Linked DNA regions of Mus musculus: region 1 is linked to region 2. Evidence: chromatin contacts called from ENCODE POLR2A ChIA-PET data. All regions are on one chromosome and are shown on one strand. Each heading gives the region's core, a stretch centred on a gene start or an enhancer-like site at or near the end of the contact. The rest is flanking DNA. Distances are from core to core; before and after follow the strand shown. Region 1 holds the start of Pawr (PRKC, apoptosis, WT1, regulator). Region 2 holds the start of Ppp1r12a (protein phosphatase 1, regulatory subunit 12A).

Region 1 (4,398 bases), core at 1,162-3,661, 170 kb after region 2:
CTTGCATCTTTTGTTAGCATTATCATATTCTCCTCTCTTACTAGGTACTAGTAGTTCATTAAAATGAGTGGTGTTAGGGCCAACTAAGAGGGTTTTACTGTTGGCTGGGAGCTTTTGGCGATGCCACAGAGTGGGTGGAGGATGCTTCTGGCATCTGGAAGGCCAAAGTCCAAGGCAGTGTGCTAAGCCCTACTACAATGAATGAAGCAAACTGCAGAACCAGGATCCACCCAGCCCCAAATGTCAATATGTGGAGAAACCCAGCTCCCAGCCTTAGAGGGTTATTTCACCCGGTGGAGTCTGCACGTAAAGATGATATGCAAACATCTGGCCGTTGACGGTTGACTCAGCTAAACACTCTGCTATAATGTTGGAAGAAGCCTGGTTGTGCAATACATCTTTGGGAATATGGAGAATGCCAAAGCCAAGACAAAGGGTATAATAAGCGATAACAATAACAAAATGGAGTGCTTTGTACCTTAATAATCTCTTTCATCCACTCTTCCCTGGGGACTTTATAGACTAGCAACTGCTCTGGTTCCCACCTCTTACCTTTTATCTAAGGACCTGAGGCGCTTTCACAGTGCTCTGACGACGGAGGTATCATTAGCCCATTTTATATGCAGGTAAACAGAGGCACAGAAGTTAAGCAACTTACCCAAAGCCAAGCAAGCCAGCACTCCTGACTCAGAGACGATTAAGAGATAAATTTGTATTTATAAGTGTTACCCTTGTTCATTCAAGGTGTATTGCTTTCAAGTTAATACATATTCCTTACCTTGTCTTTTTCTCCTTTCTTCCACTTCCCAGACAGAAACCTATGATTGTTTGAAATCTTATTATCAGAAGTAGTCCTTGAATCAAGCACACCACAATCAGAGTCGACTCTTAAAACAGCTTTTAAAAACGAGGTACTGTATTTCATAGTAAAGAAAGCGACTGAATTCAGAGAATTTAAACATACATTAAAGATCCCTGTGGTAATTTACATATGCGTATCCAGGCTGAGCCTGTCCTCTTTCCAGCGCTGTGTTTAATCCTTCCAAGTGAGCATTCTCAGGTAACTAACTCAGGAATGTGAACCTATATAGCCAGGCTCCAGCTTGCCTCAGAAAACAAGCCCGAGAAACCAACACAGCACACCTAAGTTGGTACCAGCTAGGCTCGCAGTCAGCCTGGTTTTTTTGTTTTGTTTTTTTTTTTTAATCCTTCTTGGGTGGGGTGCGGGGAGAGGCCTTTTACCAAGCAACTTTCTAAGCCTTCTCCAAGTTAATCGTATGTCCAGCCCAACAGGCAGACCAAAGACCAGAATTGCTTCTGAGAAATGCAAGACTGTGAGTCACTATAGCCTGTGCCCATTGCTGTGGCGTGTTACCTGCTGCCTCCTTACCTACATTGTGTCACCTGAGCAAAACGACGATGAATCGTTCGGTCAGCCTATGTGCCTCCGGACTCTTACTGTTTGGGAAACACGGTTTCATAGCTCCTGAAAATGATGCACTCTGACATTGCACAGATGTGAGAGATAAGTCCCCTTAGCTCTGATCGCAGGTGAGGATGGACTGACTCATGCCTGGGCATAGAAAAGATGGAAAGTCAGAGACTCTCCAGCTTTAGGTCGATGGTGGGGAGATTTGCTGCTAAATCTGCCTATAAGCGGTGTAGAGACAGCGTGAAGACCGCATGGGTTGCCAACAAGATCTTGAAAGAATAAAAAACTCTTGATAATTCATCGATCATTTTAGCATCTCCTTTTAGCTAACTTTTTTTTTTTTTTTAAATCACGACACTCGCTGCTTTTGAAGGGGCTTGCTGGGTTTCTCAGTCTCCTACCTGCCACCCCCCTGGCGTCTAGAAAGAGGGAGGGAAGGGCGGCGAGGGAAAGGGACCATGTGGGTATTTCCCCACCCTGGCGAGCCAGGTCCTGAATCATCCCCTAGCTGGTAGCACTTTTCCTCCGGCAAGTCACAACTTTCCCTAGAATAATACGGTCTTGTACTTAAAAGGAAGAGTGGTGGGAGACCCGAGGGGCGGGGAAGAGGAGTGAGGAGAGAGAGGGGCGTGGATCGGCCGATCCCGCCCTAGAATCTGCGGAGCTGGAAGGCAGCCCGCAGTGAAGTTGCGAGCCTGGGTAGGAGGTGTCCGCTCTGAGTGCGATTCCCGGGAGGGAGGAGTCAGGGCGGCGGGAGGGGCGGGGCGCCGCGCACCTGAGCGCGGAGGGCGGGGCTTCGGCGGTACTTCTCCGCCCCCTTTCGGGCCGCAGGGACTCGGCCCTTTCCGCCCCGCTTCGGCCCCGCTCGGTTCCCGCCCCCCTCCGCCCCTCGCTCGCTCCCTCCCTCCAGCCAGGGACTGCCCCCAGCTCAGGCCGGCGAGTTTGCCGGGGCTGGTCGTGCGCGTCCCGGACGCTCCGGCTCACCTGGACAACCCTCATCCCCGCCACGCTCCTTGTCCCACCTAAAAACTTCTCGGAGGTAAGGGGCTCTTCCGGGCCACCCGCACGGGACTCGCGCACGGGTCTCCTCTCCGCTGGACACGTCCCCCCCGGTTCCAGCCGGCTGGTGGCTCTCCGCGTCCCGTCTCGGAATGGAGGCGTCTGCGGCGCGGAGCTCAGGCCCGCGCGAGCGGAATGGGAGTCCCGGGGAGCTGTGCACACAGGTGGCAGCGGCGCGGGTGTCCCGGTGCGGGGTCGGGGACCTGGGTGCGACGGGGAGGGCGGCGAGGGTGGGGCCCATCTCTTCCTCTCTCTTCCTTCCCCGGGGTCGGATTTCTCGGGGTGCACCGCAGAGGTACGTCCTGCGAACTTGGCGGCTGGGACGCGCGGCCACGCCGAGGGCGCGGCGATCGCTGTCTCGCGGCCACCCCGGGACCTGACGCCGCGCCCCCTCCCCCGCCCCGTGTGCTTCCTTGCAGAGCGTCGGTCCGGCAGCGCGCTCACCCCGCGCAGTCCCCAGCGCATTCTCGCTTCCCGGGCAGGCGGCGGCGCCGGCGGGAGACAGGAGTCGCGGCGTGAGGGGCGCCCCCGCCGGCCCCTCTGGGAACATGGCGACCGGCGGCTACCGGAGCGGCGGCAGCACCACCACGGACTTCCTGGAGGAGTGGAAGGCGAAGCGCGAGAAGATGCGCGCCAAGCAGAACCCCGCGGGCCCGGGGTCGAGCGGCGGGGATCCAGCCGCCAAGTCCCCCGCGGGATCGCTGACCCCGACCGCGGTCGCGGGAACCTCGGAGCTCAACCACGGCCCCGCGGGCGCGGCCGCACCTGCCGCCCCCGCGCCCGGCGCCCTGAACTGCGCTCACGGCTCGTCCACGCTGCCCCGCGCGGCTCCCGGCTCCCGGCGGGCGGAGGACGAGTGCCCTAGCGCCGCTGCGGCCTCGGGAGCGCCTGGGTCCCGGGGCGATGAGGAGGAGCCGGATAGCGCCCGGGAGAAGGGCCGCAGCTCGGGACCCAGCGCCAGGAAAGGCAAGGGGCAGATCGAGAAGAGGAAGCTGCGGGAGAAGCGCCGCTCCACCGGCGTGGTCAACATCCCCGCGGCGGAGGTGAGCCGGGCGGGGCGGGCCGGTGCGGGGCTCGGGGCCGCCTCCCGAGTCTTCCACCAGGGAGCTCCCTCGGTCCGGGGCCCGGAGTTCCCTTCCACTCTCTGCAGCGGGGATGGAGTTTTACTTGGAGTAAATGATTGCTGGGAAGTTACCCCGACCCAGAAAAGTTGGACACGTGCTCTTTTTTCCGCCCCTGGAACCGGATTATTGCTTTAGAATGATAGACAGTTGGTATTCCCCAGGATTTGGCAGCCTAGACTTCTGTCTGTCTGTCTGTCTGTCTGTCTGTCTCTGAGTCTGTGTGTGTGTGTGTGTGTGTGTGTGTGTGTGTGTGTGTGAGAGAGAGAGAGAGAGAGAGAGAGAGAGAGAGAGAGAGAGAGAGAGAGAGATCAAGTGTTAGGGAAATCGATTCGTGGAGGTGATGACGTCTTCTGATTTCCCACGTGTCCATCTCGGGCTATCAGGTTGTTTTATCTCCACTTCCCTAGCAGTGTTTACAAGCAAAGGCACCTTTAAAGAAAGCGTAGCCTTAGCAATAGCTAAGCGTTATCTCGCAGTAAACCCGTGTTAAAGTCGCCCCAGCGGTATTTTGGACAGCAGAGATGCTGTAGCAACTAAGTTCTGGAGTCTCAGCAACTAATTGTGGTCTTGAACAATCGGGAAAATATTTGTTGGAGGTGTGTGTTCTTTATGTTTGGTGTGTGTGTGTGTGTGTGTGTGTGTGTGTGTGTGTGTGTGTGTGTGTGTTATATCACCAAACATTTCTTCTAGCATCAGGAACGTTCTATTAGAGATCTTGAAACTTTGAAAGATTTTTAAGCAAGTGTATAATCACACCTTCATCTACCTGAAAGGAAGCAATTC
Region 2 (4,468 bases), core at 175-2,674:
AAGAAGAAGAAGATGATGATGATGATTCAGTACCAAACACCACTGTTCTCATTGTTGTGCAGAGGTCTAGTGGTATGATCCTCAATACATTTTATGAAGATATAGATGTATTTCATGTGTGGCACACTCGTTTTGTGTTTCAAGGAAGTAGTTTTATCTTAGCTTGGATTTTATTACTATTCCTAACATTGAAATTCAGAATATTCAGTTCTATAAGGTGGTTCCCCCAGCATATTTTACTCAGTTATTCTAATCTACCAGAAAGGCAACATGCTGAAGAGTAAGAAAATAACTTTTCACTGCTGTATTCCCAGCACTGGGAGGCGGTTAGGGGCAAGGCAACTATTTTCTTTGGGGGTGGGGGGGTTCACAGTCTACAGGATTCCCAAAAAGGACCAGTGGTAGGGTTTTATGACATTATAGATCTAAAGTGTATGGGACGGGAGAGTGTTTAGAAAAGGCAAAGCTAAAATCTCCTTATGATGTTCTTTGCAACACAAGAATTTAAGAAATGGGCTCAAATAAATCGTATTTACTGTATTTTCAGAGCCTAGGAAGTCACGACTTTTTAGACATGTACTGGATAAATATCAGTCGAAGTAACTGCCTTCGTCCACATTCCTTTTGAATTCTAGACGCAGCCGGGTCTTTACTCCATAGAAAGCAATGGAGCTGAAACCGTAAATCCCTTAAAAGGTCAGGAGCAGTTAACAAGGCTGAACTAGCCCTCATGGGCAGTGCCACCCAGGCCGAAAAGCGATGGAGGAAGAAGAAATCAAAACAGGCTTAAAGACGGGGGAAAAACAAAACAACAATACTGAGCAAGCCTAAGAGGAAAGACATTTCTGCAGTGGGTGTTTGCAGGAAGCCACTGCAATTAACCGCAGGTCACCATCCCCTGCCAGTAGGCGATCACCTCGGTCAATGCCACCGGGGCCGTGGAGACGACTCCGACCCCACTTTTAAAACGCTCTCATCAGGATCGCCCGGGTTTCCCCCCGAGTTCCTCGGGAAGAGCAACCCCCACAAGCACCTAATGCACGACCCGTGTCCTCTCCATTCAAATCACGCAGCCAATAGGAAAACCCTCCGCCCCGGGCAGACGCCTCGCGCGGCCCGCCGAGCCCGGGAGGAGGCAGGCAGGTCAGCCCGGTCCCGCCTCGCCGCCCGACCCGGCTGCCTCTAGAGCTCTCGGTCCCGCCGGACGAGACAACCTTCCTTCCCGGCCTCCTCCCTTCCAGGAGCGGCCCAGCCCCCGGCTGCCAGAGCCACACCCGCTTCCCTCCGGTAGCGCCCCCGCCAGCGCTCGGCCCCCGAGCTCTTCCTGGGCCGGGCCGAAGCCGAGGCCCAGGCCGAGGCGGGAGCGCGCATGCGCACTGGGCCGCAGGGCGCCTCCCCGGCCGCGATCTCGCGAAGTTACGCTCAGCCGGGCCGCGGCTGACGGACTGACGGGCGGGCGGCCGTGCCGGGGGCGGGAGGGCGTCTGTGGTAGGAAGAGAGGCCCGCTCGGCCGGGCTCGCCCCAGTGCTCTGTGGGATACTGGAAGTCTCGAGCGTCTCCTCCCCGGCTCGCGGCTCCGCTCCGCTCCGGCCCCTCTCTCTCTCTCTCTCTCTCTTTCTGTCGCCGACGCGGTCGCATACTCCCCCCGGCGGCGTCCCCTCGCCGCCGCCGCCCCCTTCCCCCCCGCCCCAGCTCGCGATAAGAGGAGCCGGCGGCTGGAGAGGGGATGAAGATGGCGGACGCGAAGCAGAAGCGGAACGAGCAGCTGAAGCGCTGGATCGGCTCCGAGACGGACCTCGAGCCGCCCGTGGTGAAGCGCCAGAAGACCAAGGTGAAGTTCGACGATGGCGCCGTCTTCCTCGCCGCCTGCTCCAGCGGCGACACGGACGAGGTCCTCAAGCTGCTGCACCGCGGCGCCGACATCAATTACGCCAATGTGGACGGACTCACCGCCCTGCACCAGGTCTGTGTGCCCGGCGTCCCCTCATCCGGACCCCGGAACCCCGGGGCCCGCTGTGGTGCTCGCGCCCGGGGCCGGGGCTGAGGCCGGGGGGTGGCGGGAGACTCCCTGCTTGCGGGTGAGGGGGCGGCTCCGTCGCGGGAGGCTGGCTGGGGCGCGGGGCTCCGGGCCCCCCTCCAGAGCCGCTCGCCCGCAGCCTGTGCAGTTTGGGGGGGGACCCGGCCGATGTTCCTGGGCGCGGGGCAGAATGGACTGTGGTCCTCTTGGGGGCCTCCAGGGCCATTTGTGGACATGTGTCTGGGTCTGGTAGTCTGGGTCAAGCCGAGCCGGAGAGTAATGGGTTGTGCCGAGGCCCGGTGTCAGTGATAGACCGTGGGGCGGGGAGGGTTGTTGAAAAAAAAAAATCCACTAACAGGGACTCTTGGGGCAGATGGAGCCCACTGGCCTGGAGGTGGGCATTGGTGTTGGTGTACATTTTTAGGACTTGATTACAAATGAGGATGATGATATTAGTGATCCCGAACCCTTAAAGCCCGAACCCTTAAAGCCGGGTGCCCCGAGCGAACGATTTCCTGTTTTCTCCTTTATTACTCTTGGTCACTGGGGAGGGGGAAACGGGGTGTAATTAGCTAATCCGGAGTGGCTGAAAGAGAGGGGATTGGTAGTGAATCTGATAAGGGAAGTCTTCCCGAGTGGGCTTGCCCACCTCGTAACTGGAGTCTATGGGTTCCTGTACTCGAAGTTGGTCGCAGTCACAGATCCCTGAGTCCTGGCTCCTGGAGTGCACACCGGGGCTAGGGAAGATGGGAATAAACACTGTGTACTCCTCAAAGACAGTTGCCAAACTTTATTATTATTATTTTTTTATTTTTTGGTGGTGGTGGTGGGGAGGGGGAGAGAAAAAAAAAAAACCAAAGCTAATCACAACCTTTTCTCAAAATGGATGCTTTGTGCATGTTAAAGTTTTATAGTAGTCCGATTGGGATCTCTCAATGTTAGCCAAATAAGGAGAAACTATTGGCAATCCAGAGATAATGTTGCTTTGCCTTTAACAAGCCAAAAGCAACAGAACCCTTAGAGTTCTGCTTGAAAAGCAAGTTTAAAGTGCTGGTAATAGATGCCACGACAGATTCTTTCTATTTTCATATTAAGAAACTTGGAATTACTAGGAAATTTACAGTGAAAAAGAATTTTCCCGCTCCCCTCAGACTCCTCTTGGTTGTGTGGGAGAGCATAGCTCTATTTTGAATAATAGTGTGGTTAAAAACAGAGGTTGAAACCTAAGGCTCCGCACTTTGTACCTAAACTTTATTATTTTGTGCCTGTTAACTTTATACCTTTTAAAAAGACATGGTATGGAGGCATTTTCCTTTTATTGTTTCCTGCTTTAATAAGTGATGACCATTTAAAGTTTTATTTAATCAAATTCACATATCAAGCTTGGCGTAGCCTTTGTTTACAAAGCTGACTGGAAGGGCTGAAGTGCCTGACAATCTGCAGGACAGATCTGGAATTTAGAATGGCACCAAAGGAAAATATAGGGTGGTTCTCTAATGTAATGCAAAGTTCATTTGCTTACAGCTTAAGGCACATTATAAATCTAGATCTGGAAACATGGTTTTGAGAAGGAAATCACCTTCAGCATTAAAAATTTTTATCATATAACATTAAAAAAATAATCTTCTTTTTTCACATGTCCTTGGCAAGTTTAAATGAGAAATTGGTTCTGAGACACACTTAACTATATGTCAGAATAATTGGATAGTGGTTTATATCAGCATGTTTTCTAAAACTAAGTAGAAGTGTGAAGTTTATTCCCTTTGGAGAATTGTACTGGCTTAGAGGAAGAAGACAATGTCTAACATTTTTTTTTAATGTTGCAGTACTAGTTTAGATAGTTGAAAAGACAAGAAATTGGCTTTTAAAGGCTTGTGTTTAACAGTTTTTACTTATTTAAAGAAGCCAGACTTAATGATATCTTCTTGATTAACTGAATTCAGTGGTTTAGTGAATGTAGGTATAGTCTCTATGACTGCATATTTTGTTTGAGTTGACAGGAGATGTTTCTAAGTTTATGCCATTTGTATAAAGCATTTTTATTTGCAGTTGGTGTGGAGCACGTTCCTTAAATCAAAGAAGCCAAAGTCCCTAAAAGATGAAGCATTGTGGGGCTGGAGAGATTGCTTAGTGGTCAAGAGCAGTGGCTGTCCTTGGAGAGGTCCTAAGTTCAATTCCCAGTACCCACATGGCAGCTCACAACTGTCCTGTAACTCCAGTTGCAGAGGATCCAATACCCTCAAAAACATACATGCAGGCAAAACACCAATCTATGTTAAGTAACTGATTTTTAAAACGCAGCATTGAGCCGGGCAGTGGTGGCGCATGCCTTTAATCCCAACACTTAGGAGACAGAGGCCAGCTAGATCTACAGAGTGAGTTCCAGTAGCCAGGTCTATACAGAGAAACCCTGTCTCAGGAAAACAAAACAAACAAAGGCAGCATTGAAAT

The links. ChIA-PET counts read pairs that join two places held with the same protein, here RNA polymerase II (POLR2A).
Region 1: POLR2A ChIA-PET joins it to region 2 with 12 read pairs in embryonic stem cell. The contact joins the promoter of Pawr here to the promoter of Ppp1r12a in region 2. POLR2A ChIA-PET finds 5 or more read pairs at or near these places in 4 of 5 experiments (Patski and embryonic stem cell).

The regions. Positions count from the first base shown.
Region 1 is chr10:108,329,778-108,334,175 of GRCm38, forward strand. Pawr (PRKC, apoptosis, WT1, regulator) reads left to right here and starts at 2,412. Exons shown (of 7, transcript NM_054056.2): 1 at 2,412-2,471; 2 at 2,911-3,534. The coding sequence starts at 3,040. Gm40755 reads right to left here and starts at 3,226. Exons shown (of 2, transcript XM_017314170.2): 1 at 1-3,226. The coding sequence starts at 2,956. The coding sequence ends at 2,000.
Region 2 is chr10:108,160,674-108,165,141 of GRCm38, forward strand. It overlaps Ppp1r12a (protein phosphatase 1, regulatory subunit 12A), which reads left to right and starts at 1,425. Exons shown (of 25, transcript NM_001368736.1): 1 at 1,425-1,963. The coding sequence starts at 1,727.